Linked DNA regions of Mus musculus: all the other regions are linked to region 1. The links are chromatin loops, found by intact Hi-C in ENCODE. Cell type or tissue: left cerebral cortex. All regions are shown on one strand. Region 1 overlaps Cfdp1 (craniofacial development protein 1). Region 2 has its middle 11 kb from the start of Mir7076. Region 3 overlaps Bcar1 (breast cancer anti-estrogen resistance 1).

Evidence for each region. Peaks named below come from ENCODE experiments on the same cell type or tissue, not always from the same donor. Only the 100,000 strongest peaks of a DNase experiment are listed, where the experiment ranks them.
Region 2: it touches region 1 in a loop (5-fold over the local background); 14 of 42 quality-filtered maps call a loop at or near these places.
Region 3: a loop joins it to region 1, with 2.3 times the contacts of the local background. A loop is called at or near these places in 5 of 42 quality-filtered maps.

The regions. Positions count from the first base shown.
Region 1 is chr8:111,808,755-111,812,754 of GRCm38, reverse strand. All of the region lies in intron 5 of Cfdp1 (craniofacial development protein 1), which reads left to right. Among named protein-coding and RNA genes, the nearest start is that of Cfdp1, 44 kb to the left of the region's middle. In left cerebral cortex, no CTCF peak of the experiment used is centred here; a DNase peak (open chromatin) is centred at 1,881.
Region 2 is chr8:111,676,330-111,680,329 of GRCm38, reverse strand. No RefSeq gene overlaps it. Among named protein-coding and RNA genes, the nearest start is that of Mir7076, 11 kb to the left of the region's middle. In left cerebral cortex, CTCF peaks have their summits at 2,052 (motif pointing left) and 3,924 (motif pointing left); DNase peaks (open chromatin) are centred at 1,267 and 2,046.
Region 3 is chr8:111,737,274-111,741,273 of GRCm38, reverse strand. All of the region lies in intron 1 of Bcar1 (breast cancer anti-estrogen resistance 1), which reads left to right. Among named protein-coding and RNA genes, the nearest start is that of Gm51589, 2.4 kb to the left of the region's middle. In left cerebral cortex, a CTCF peak has its summit at 1,585 (motif pointing left); no DNase peak of the experiment used is centred here; H3K27ac peaks cover 243 bases.

The DNA of each region.
Region 1 (4,000 bases):
ATTTTAGGGTTAATTATTAAATAAAAGCTTTATCTTCTGGCAAACAGGTGCTTTAAGTGATAGAGTGATGCTTGTGGGCGTGGTGCTTTGTTGATTTGTTTGATGTTTTGTTTTGTTTTGTTTCGTTTTGTGAGACAGCATCTCTCTCTTTAGCCCAAGCCAACCAGTAACTCACTGTGTAGTTCGGGCTAGTCTCAAATGTGAGGAAGTCCTCCTGCCTCAGCCTGATAAATGCTGAAATTACAACATTGCATCATCAGGCTGGGCTGCAGCCCTTTGTGTGGGTCACAATGCTCCCAGCCTTTGTTCTTCTTTCTGCATAGGTCCCAGATGAGCATTCAGGTTAACTGTGGAAAGTGGCTTCTCGGCTCACTTAAGGTGTGATGTCTTCTGTTCTAAAGATTGTGTGGTCACTTGGTGGGGGTGGCACAGCGCATTGAAGTGGTTTTTCCTAGATGAACACAGTGAACATCTTCCTCCCCCCGCCCCACACTTCCCTCCCTCTCTTCCTTCTCCAGTCTTTAGCTTTGTCAGAGCTGTTATGCAGAACATTTTACCAAGCACTGTATGCCTGGGTACAGGGGGCCTGGTGCTCTGTCTTCTTGTGATTCTTGAGTATTGTAGCTGACATGCCACTGGATTGCTGAAGTCGAGTGGCTGGATTTCAGAGCCAACAGTTTGCACATAAACTGTAAGACTGTTCATTGCCTCAAGACCCACGGCTGCCATAGTAACAGAATCTCAGCTGGACCTTTTGCTGCAGCCTTTGAGGTCCATTGAGAAGGCTCCTGCCCTTGCCTCTGCTTCCATGTAGTATCTTTGTTTAAAAGAAGAATTAGTTAGCACTTATCTATAAAACAGCCCTGTGGGATAGAAGGTTTGCTGTCAGAAGGAAGTGGGATTTGTGTCTAATGACTCAGGCTCACAATCCCAGCGTTCTGGAAGCCCCTCAGTGGAGAATTGACCTGAGTTTGAGGGCAGCCTGGGACACAATAAGACCTTGCTTAAAACAAACAAACAAACAAACAAACATCAACAACAACAAAATACACTCACACAAAAGTATAAAGGTCCCCAGCAAACAACTGTTTCCTAGTAAGTGACTCTTTTCCTTTTGACAGAACAGCACTGTAGCTTCTGCTACCCAACTTTAAGCTCCGGGCACACTGCACTACAGCCACAGCCCCGGAGCCACCCCAGATGAAACACACACACACACACACACACACACACACACACATTTTTAATATGCTTTTTAGCTCAATGGCTGGGCACTTCTAAGCCTGGTGTCCTTACCTCCAGTGCCAGCTCAACACCTCTGAATCTGCCCTCAGCTTAGTTGCCTGGTTACCTTCTCCTTGCTCAGCACCCTAAATCTGCCCTCAGCTTAGTTTGTGTTTCTAATTTCCTGTCTGCTACCCCAGGCCCAGGCGAGAAAGCAGCCAATGGCCACTCCACCTGAGATCTCTCATGGCTGGTGGCTCTCTCTCTCTCTGAAGCAGGGCAAATCCATTCTCCTCCTGCATCTTCTAGTCTTCTATCTAGCCTGCCTGTGGGAACCTGAAAGCCCCTCCTCTTCTGCCTAGTCATTGGTCATTAGCATCTTTATTGATGGATCAAGAACCAATTAAGGAACAGGACCTTCAGTTTCACACCCAGACTCCCTGCTCAAAGCATCAGAGCCACACCCTACCCAGCACCAATACAGGTTTGCTTGTGAGGGAAGAAATGAAGAGCTACAGGTAGTCTTATGGATGGTACTCAGAGTTGTGCTGTGGGCGAAGACTGGCTTTTCTTGTGCTGCACATTTTCTTGAACCAAATGAGCATATTTTCTAAAGCAAAACCATACCTACTTTAACAGTGCCTTTCCCCCATACTGGGATTGAATCCAGGCCTTACTTAGACTAGGCAAGCATGCTACTTCTCAGCTATACCCACAGCTCTTATTTTAGAGTACAGTCTCACAACACTGAGCCCAGGCTGAGCTCACACTCAGATCAGTATGCCATGCAGCACTATACATGGCCCAACCATATCTTTACTTGTTAACTTACTTCCAAATATATATTAATATCAAAGTAATATTACTTAATATAAAAACAAGTCAGCTGGGTGGTTGGGATGGCACACACTTGTAATCGTAACACGCAGGAGGGTGAGGCAAGAGGGTCATACATTTTAGGCCAGCCCAGTCTAATTCCATGAGATCCTGTCTCTAAAACGTTATGCTGTTGATGCAGTTACTAACTACTGGATAAAATTCTACAAGCACAACCCATTCTTAAGAAAAAGTTAGTTTGAGTTTGGAGTGATGGAATGTCAGTTAAGAACACTGGCTGCGGGCTGGTGAGATGGCTCATTGGGTAAGAGCACCCGACTGCTCTTCCAAAGGTCTGAAGTTCAAATCCCAGCAACCACATGGTGGCTCACAACCATCTGTAACAAGATCTGACGCCCTCTTCTGGAGTGTCTGAAGACAGCTACAGTGTACTTACATATAATAAATAAATAAATCTTTAAAAAAAAAAAAAAAAAAAAAAAAGAACACTGGCTGCTCATCCAGAGGACACAATTTCAATTTCCAGAGCCCATATGACAACAGATACCTGTCTGAAACTCTCAGTTCAAGGTTCTTTGTATATCTTCTTTAAAATGACTTCTTTGAGCTGGGTGTAGGTGGCACACACACATTTAATCCCACCACTTGAGAGGCAAAGGCAAGTGGATCTCTGTGAGTCTGAGGCTGGCCTGGTCTACAGAGTGAGTTCTAGGGCTACACAAAGGAATCTTTCTTGAAAAGATGACCTCCTCTCAGAAAACATCTACTATTTGATTTAATAAGAGGTGTGGGAATGATCAGGGGCTGCAGCTCAGTGATGGAGTACTTGCCTAACTCACAAAACCCTGAGTTGAGTGACCCAGCACACCAAAGTGGAGCATGGGCTGGCGGGGTTGGTGGGAAGAGAGGTAGGTTAACCACAAAATAAGTATTTTAATATTTTTGATGATATTTGCTGTTTTTTGAGACAGGGTCTCAATGTAGCCCAGGTTCACTTCAGATTCACTGTGGTGGTCTGCTTGTTTGTTTGTTTGTTTTCTTAGATAGTCTTGCCATATCTCCTGAACTAATCTGCTGTGTGCTGGGATTAAAGGCACCACCACTGCCTGGCTGTTTTTTTAAAGACAGGCTTTTATATTGTTCTCTTGGCTGTCCTGGAATTAGCTCTGTAGACTAGGCTCATGAAGATCCACCTGCCTTTGCCCCCAGAGGGCTGGGATTAAAGGTGTTACACCACCACACAGGGCTCCAGCCAATGCTCTTCCCCACTGAGCCATTTCTCTGGTCCTGCAAAACATAATTTTTAATGGTCCTGACTGTCTAGATTTGCTGGCTGTTAACCCTTGTAGGAGAATCTGGCAGAAGGTGAGTGCTAGAGGTTAGTCTTGGTATAGTGATGACAGCTTACAGGTTATAACTCCGCTGATACTGCAGGAAGGACTGGTTGAGTGGTTTTCAAAATGGCCATTTTGTCCTTCCTGTCTCCCCCTCCCTCTCCTCCCCTGGGTCTTTTTGCAGAGCTTGGTGCTAATGCACTGACTAGAATCTAACACTTAATCAACAGCATAGTTGTTTCCACAGAGCTTTGCTATTTTAGAACCGCGGGTGTGAATTATTCCCTGTTAATAGAACCTGGCTTCCCCTGCTAATGTGTGAGAAGCTAATGTGCACATTGCTCTAAATCAGCAGTTCTGATCTTTTTGTTCTTCTGGCCTCTTTCCACTCTTCAGAATTACTGAGCAGGCTTTATATATCTTATTTGTATTATTTTTAATTATGTATATGTCTGTGGGTGTGTGCAGGTGTGCATGGAGGAACCGCCCAGGTAATGGAACTAAACTCAGGTCATTTGGCAAAGCTGTATGCTCTCTTGACCATTGAACCCTCTCTCAGCCCTTGGCTGAGTTTTAATCTGTTGTTTATTGTAAATAAAATTAGA
Region 2 (4,000 bases), 130 kb after region 1:
AGAGAGAGAGAGAGAGAGAGAGAGAGAGAGAGAGAGAGATCTCGGAGCATTTGCCATCTCAAATGTGTGTTGGGCGGGGTTGTTTTATTTTGTTTTGTTTTTGTTTTTGATATCGGATCTCGCTGGGTTGCCCAGGCTGGTCTCAGCCTCCCAGGGTCACTCTGTCTCAGCCCCTGAAAACTGGAACTACAGGTTTACAGGACGCCAGCCACCTGTTTTACCTCTGGGTAAACTGAATCTTTTCTGAAATCTGAGGAATGTACCTCCATTATTTCTTCAAATGGAGATTTATATCTCTTTAACTTTATACTCGGGCTACTTGGCCTGCAGTTATCTGAGTGCTGGCATCTGATCTTACACATCACTTGTCTTATTTTCTCTCTCTCTCTCTCTTGTTTCTAAGAGCATTCCTTACCCTGACCCAACTCACTAATTTCTCTGAAGCACTGATTTTATTATGAGCGGTCACCTATTATTGTTACTGCAATCACAACAGACTGTTTTTGTTGTTTGTCTGTTTTGAGACAGAATTTTACTCTGTAACTTAGGCTGGCCCTACACTCACTATGGAGTCCATTCTGTACTCAGAGTAATGGCAATCCTCCTGCTTCAGCCTCCTGAGTGCTGGGATTATAGGCATGTGCTACCTACCTACCATTCCCCTGACAATAACTCTAGTTTTGACACCTGGATTTTTTGTTTTGTTTTGTTTCTGTTTGGGACAGAGTATTATGGCTATTCTTGGTTGTCAACTTGGCTACATCTGGAATGAACTACAATGTAGAAATGGAGGGCAGGGCACACCTGTGAGAGATTTTCTGCTTCTCCATTCTAGTCTGGACCTTTGAGGAAGGAAGGCACACACCTCTCTCCGATCTGGATCTTGTTTGTTTGTTTGTTTGTTTTGTCTTTTGTTTTTTTAAGACAGAGTTTCTCTGTATAGCCCTGGCTGTCCTGGAACTCACTCTGTAGACCAGGGTGGCCTCGCACTCAGAAATCCTTCTGCCTCTGCCTCCCAAGTGCTGGGATTAAAGGCGTGCGCCACCACTTCCCAGCACCCTACTGGATTCTTTAATGGCTTTTATTACTTGATCACTAATATCTTTTGTTTACTAGGCTTATTTTTGCCTGTTTTGAATCTTGCCCACGTCCACCAATGTTCCTATTTCTAACAGAATCTGTAATCCCAATGAGTGGGCTTTCTTTTCAAGTATTTTCTCATTATAACTCTACTAGAGCAGAGGGAAGGGATCCAAGTCTCAGAATCAGGCAGATGGAAGTGGTGGGTGAGCCCGTGGAAGAGCCCCACAGGCCCGAGCACCAGGGAAACACTTCGTCTTTTCATGACATCCAGAGGAGACTTGGAGGAACAGGATGGGAATCAGGGGGTGTCCTTCCCATTGTCCCTGGCTCCTCACTTGCACCTGACCCCCGTATTCTGAGGACGAAGAAGCTGTTTGAGGTGGGCCTGGGGCCGGCACCTCCTACCCAAGGTGTCAGAGTGAGGAGAAACAGCAGGTTCAGGCCCTTTCCTTCCCATTTGATCTTCCCACAGCCCAGCCTCAGCCTCAGCCACTGGCCACAGCCCTGACCACAGCTCCTGGTTCAAATCGGCTTCCTCTCCATTGTCTCTGGGTCGTTCTGGGTGAGGCAGCCAGAGTTATACTAGCCCAGCCTGCTGGTAAGCATGGCTGGGATCCTTTCTGCATTTCTCAAAGTTCTTCACAATACTTTTTCTCTTCCCTGTAGAATATTAGATGTTTTGATGGTATGGCGTTGAGGCGAAGGCTGCCAGGACAACTTAGTCACTCAGGACATGAAACAGCCTTGGTTTGGGGTGGAATTTGTGAAAAGTAAAACAAAAGGTGAAAGGCCAAGCAGAGAAGAAGCAAGACTTGAAATAAGGCACCTCAAAGATCACAACCAGGCCAGGTGTAAGGTGTAATTAATATAAAACCAGAACAGCAAACACAAACCTAGGTCCATTTCTCTCCAGGCAAGGTCCTTCTGGCGGAGGCTGAACATAGCAGTTCTGAGATAGGGTTGCCACCTGGTGGTCAGTATTAAAACTGCAGTCATTTTCTAACCCAGTTCTGTACTTTATCAAAAAATAGGTGACCTGCAGGGCGGTGGTGGTGAATGCCTTTAATCCCAGCACTGGGGAGGCAGAGGCAGGTGGATTTCTGAGTTCGAGGCCAGCCTGGTCTACAAAGTGAGTTCCAAGACAGCCAGGGCTACACAGAGAAACCCTGTCTGGAAAAAACCAAAAGGAAAAAAAAAAATAAATAGGCGACCTAATTTTAAAAATGTATTTACTCCAATATACTCTAATATCATCATTTCAACATTAAACCATTTGAATTTTATTTTGAAATTATGAATTTGATAGTTTGCAAGAGAGTTCTTTGACCCTGAGTATAAGTTGTATCTCTAACACATCTATCTCTATTTACCTGATAACTTCTCATCAAATACACTTGCTCTGTACTTAACTATTACAAAACTTACACTTGGAAGGCAGAGTTGGGGTGGTTGTGGTGTCTCATGTATGGAATCCCAGCACTACAGAGGCTGAGAAGGGTGAGGGGAGTGGGGTTTAGTTGAGCCCAGATTACCCTGAGTTCAAGGGTAATCTGGGGCTGGAGAGATGGCTCAGAGCACTGTGCCCTTCCACCAGACCTGAGCACCCACATGGGGACTCACAACTGTCTGTAATTCTGGTTCCAGGAGACGTGGTGCCCTATTCTGAAGTCAAGGCCAGCCTGGGGTATGTAGGCTGGAGTTACAACATGAACCTGTCTCAAACCAGAAAAAAAACTCAAGGAAAAGAAAAAACAGACTCATATTCCCAAATTCATCCAAATATACATAACAACTAGGGAAAAAAATACCGGCTACCATGTGCACACCTGTAATCCCAGCACTTGAGAGGCAGGTGGAATTTTGTATGTTCGAGATCAGCCTGGTCTAAATAGTAAGTTCCAGGACAGCCAGGGCTAGAGAGAGATCCCGTCTCAAAAACAAAACAAAACAAAACAAAACAAAAACCAAACAAGCCAATTAGGGGCTGCTGTGACTGGCCTGCCTGTTTCCAGTCAGCCCATGTTAATCAGGCCTCGCTCTCATCCCCACTCAGGTGACCTTGCTTTCTACCAGCTGAAAATATATAAACCCAGCAGTCAAGCCTTATCCAGGAAGCGCCTGCGTTCACCCAGGGTACGATGTTACAACAGCGGCTCCTGTACAAGTACTGCAGGAGGTGGAGCTAGCTGTGTTTTGTGGGTGGCAGAGAGCCTTCCGCTGGCCATTCTTTTAAAGAGAATACAGCTGAAGGGCCTGGTCTTGGGCAAGGTCCCACCTCCCTCCTCTGCCGTCAGTGTACAGCAATTAGTTTGTGAGAACTCAAGGACCCTGGTCTCTCAGACTCAAACCCCCGACCATGTTGAAACCTACTTTGTTTCTCTTTGCCTGCCTGGGTTTCTGTTCCCTCCCTCCCTTCTCCAGCCTGGAGCTTAAGATTTCCCTGGTAAGTTTCCTGCAGGTCTCAGGCTACTTCCTTCAAAACTTCAACCACCATGGCTGCGAGTCTCTGGAGCAAAACTACTCAAGACTACGGTAAGGCGGGACTCGGGGCTTGCATGGCTGACTGTGTATGTGGCTCCAGGTGCCCTCCCTTTTTGTGGGGGAAGTGTTGGTAGCTTAAGGTGGCGCTGAGCTCGTCGGATCTTTCCACTGCTGAATCATGATAGGTTTTATTTTGTTTGCTTTGTTTTTCAGACAGGATCTCTGTCGTAGAACTCAGAATGGCTTCCTGCCTCAATTGCTCTTAAAGAGGACCCAGGGTCAGGTTCTTGGTGCCCACATGTCAGCTTACAACCATCTGTAACTTCAGTTCCAGGGGCTCTGGCGCCCTCTTCTGACGTGCAAGGGTACTGCATGCAAAAGGGGCACAGACTTACTTGCAGTCCACACACCCCCTACACATAAATTTTTTTAAAAT
Region 3 (4,000 bases), 71 kb after region 1:
GCTTCCTCTGACGTCCGCCTTCCTTCTGGGCATGGCTGGCCAGTGCCACAGGCCTATCAGGCAGTCTGACCTAGCTTGAAGTTTGCACTTGAAAATGACTGTTGCCATGCCAGACCCACGTTCACAAGTGACGAGAGGTTGGCTGCCCTGTTTCAGTAAGGTGACGAGCAAGTCCAGAGCAGAGCAGCCCCACTGCAGTATGGCTTTGCCCACTGCTGCTTTTCTGTGAAACTGGGTGGCTCTTCTAGCCTCTACCGTGCCCCTTCTCGGACGATGGGCCCTTTTAAGTAGCACAGATGCTGCCCTGTGTAAATATGTCCTATGTGCTGGGCCTGAGGGAGGACACAAGTGGCCATAGTCATGTGACCCACAGAGGTAAGGCAGGGTAGGTACCAAGCCTGACAATATTCAGTGTGGTAAAATGGCCAATGTCCTGTGTGGTCACACAGATTTCAGGGCTGCACCCCAGAGAGCTGTTGACAGCTCCCTGTGGCTTTCCAAGTACGACCTACCTACCTACCTACCTACCTACGTACTGTCTTCTCTTTTGCTATGCTAGAGAGCAAACCCAGGGTCTCTGTCGTCTCTGCAGATAGCTGTCCTGGGTTCACAGAGGCCAGGCAGCTTGCCCAGGGCTGGGCAGCAGAGTCGGTCTAGTTTTGCTTAATCTAGCAGCAGCCAGTGGAAATCAGTAGGCACTTGATTGAACCTGGATGACCCTGGGGTTCACTCTGTGCTTGAGAGAGTTGGCCAGGGAGCCAGAGATCTGAAGCAGGGCTTACAGCTGACCCGGTATCCAGCTGCAGCCTCGTAGGACAGGCACAGGGGATGGGAGAAACTGTGTCCAGGCCCTCACCTCACTCCCCAAAGCCCATGCCGTGCCTCCTCCCATTACTGTACTTTGTCCTTCTCGGCCTCCTCCTTGCAGGAACTGGTCGCAAACCTTGAACCCACTTTACCAGGCAGGTCAACCCTGCACCCACACAGCTTTCCCCTGGACACCTCCTGGCCCCATTGCCATTGTGTATTTGAAGATGGGATTGTGTGGCTGCTAGCAGATTCTGTCACAGGACTGCAGGCTTCATGTGACCCTCTGTCCCCTTATGCTACCTTGCTCATTCTCCCCCTCCCCCTCCCCCTCCCCTCTTTGGCCCAGCCCAGCCACCTGCTGAGGGTGTGGAGCTCTTACCTGTTCTCTCTGCCACCATGGCTGGGCAGGGAATGCCAGGGCCCTGCCAAAACCTTAAGATTGCGTAGTCTCTTCCCAGGCAGCTTCACTGAAGGCCAAGTGGGGATTAAAGAAGAGGCCACTTCAGGATGGGCGGATGTTTTGGTAGGAAATGTCAGGGCTAAGGCTCCAGAAGAGGGGTGGAGGAGTGTTACCAGACCACTGGGCCCTGGCATTTGGGAGGAAGTCAACACAAGGGATGCACACAGCTCTTCATGAGAGGCTGGGCGGGGCTGCTGCAGGGAGACAGTCTCTGCTCCCAGCCTCTGGCGGCAGGTGGCAGGTACGGTAACCAAGCACCCTTTGCTGACCCCTGCACGTCCTCTGTGGTATACCATCTCCCTCTGGTGGTTTTTCTTCGTGGTTCAGTTTAGTTCCCGTTATGGAAGGCCTTAGTGGTGAGATGGGCCTGGCCTCTGCCCTGCTGTGCACAGCCTGTGGGATCCCATCTTCCTAAGCCGTCCTCACTACTCTGGTAGTGGCCTCTGACTCTGCTGTTGGCTAGCCCACCACATCTCGGGCCAGCCGGGCGCTCTGCTATGCTCACTGCAGTGGACAGGGTCATGTGCGGATAAAGCTACTGATGTGCGGGCTTGTCCTCAGCCGTGGTCTGCAGCAAGCAGTGTGGTTCAGCAATGGAAGGATTGAGGCCTCAACCCCAGTCTGCAGCTCTCAGTACCTTGAAATGCTAGTCTAAAAAATGCTAAGTGTTTTAAGATGCTGATGCTGGTGCTGGCTGTGGAAAGATGAGTGGCCTGGACAACTCCAGGGCACTCCTCATGGTCAGCTTTGCCCCCTCCTGCTACTGCCCTAAGGAGCTTTCCACTCCAGCCTCAGCCTCTTTCTTCACAGCTGCTTGCTTTCCTTGTTCCCTGGACACACTTCATTATTTATTAATTTCCTCCCTTCCTTCCTTTCTGTGGTCATTGTTGGCATTATCATCACGTGTGCATGTGATCTGTGTGGGCACATGTGCAAGGGTAGAGGTCGGAGGATGATTTTGCCAGGCCGGTTCTCTCTTGCTTTTCTGTAGCTCCAGGGATGGACTGAAGGTGGTCAGACCTGCCCAGCAAGGGCCCCGGTCCTCTCTGGCCCCACTCCTTCTGTGTGCTCTTATACTCACTGTTGGTTGAAGCGTCAGCTTCTTCTTCTCCCAGGAGAGCCAAGACCTCCGAGGTGAGGAGGGACACCCGCTCTGGCAGGAGAGATGGTCACAAGTCGTGGCTCTAAAGTTAATCGCTTTTCTAGGGGAGAGATTAGAGGCTAAGGGGCTTTTCCATAATTTTATTATTAAACCCTGCCAAATTCCAAGAGGGATTTGAAACAGATTATAGTGGCAGACACGATAGTCTGGGAACATCAAGACTTCCAGAGCTATGTAATAAATGAGGAAAGGTGACTGTTGTCTGAGTGATCACAGCAACTTAACTGTACCCAGTTCCCTAGGTAGCAGGGAACTTACGAAAATGGTAGCTTAGTGGGTTAAGATCATGATACCCCCCTGGGGGTCTTTCAGAATACTACTGTCACGCCGTTCATCCTTGTGAGCTGTTTCATTTTCGTCTGTTTAGGGAGATTTTACACTGAGGTAGATTTTTCCATGTGTGAAACATGCAGGTACTAAATGTACCATGAATAGGTTTGGGCTAATGAAGAGCTCCGTCAAGATAAGGAATGTCACTATCTCCTCAGAGCGTACTCAGAGGTCCCCAGGAGGCAGCCCCTACTCTGTTTTCTATACTGACTTAGATAGACCTCTTCATTCTATGTTAGTTCTGCCTTCTTTCATTCAGCAAAATAGTTTAGAAACTGCCATCCACATGGGCATATGACTGGCTTGTGCCTTCTTGGTTGCCGAATAATATTCTACTTATGAATATACCACAGTGCGTTTAACCTACCCTCTCTGGTTGATGGATAGCTGTCTCTTTTGTTTAATGTGGATTTTAAAGTATCAGAACACTGATAAATTGTTGGTATTAGAAAGACTGATATCTTGTCATGCAACCTTGGGTCATGCCCTCAACTACTGTATCTCCCAAAATGATCTGCTCAGACCGTGTTGAGACCACAGTCTTCCCCGTTCACAGCCCTCCATCAGGCCATAAGGGTCAGTGTTCTCTCACACAGTCGTTGCAGGTTAACATTAGGCTTTTGTGTCATTTGTGATTTTTTTTCCCCCAGGGTCTCATTCTGTCCTAAGAGGTTCTGGCTGGAGGGGCTCAGGGGAGCACATCAGAGATCAGTTCTGGACACAAGAACTGTGCCTGGTTCTTTTCACCTCCCCAGCCACTCCGACTTGGTGCTCCCACTCACAGCCACTATGAGAGCCCAGGTCCAGGATACACCTTAACCCTCCAAGAAGCCAGAAGCCGGTAGCTAGAGCTGGTACCAGCTTGCCAAGAGTCCCCTCCTGCGGCACCTTGGCCCTTAGTCTACTCTTCCATTCCCAAGCTGCTCACTTGCCTGCACTGTTTATATCAGCTTTCACTGGTATCGATTGATTGATTGATTGGCATCACGAGCCTTAGCAAAAGATGCACACCTTACTCACATGCCTCCTCCTTCAAGAAGTTCCACACACCTTGTGTGAAACAACCCTTTACCCCTGCCACCTTCATTGCCCTCCTTGAGTTCTTGTCACCACAGACAGGTGTGATTGCAGGTCACACCCACCTCCCACAGCCCAAGTGTGAATTCTCAGAGGAGGGGACTCCTTCCATGGCAGTGTCCTAGTGCAACACAACACTTGACAAGCATTTGATGCTCAGA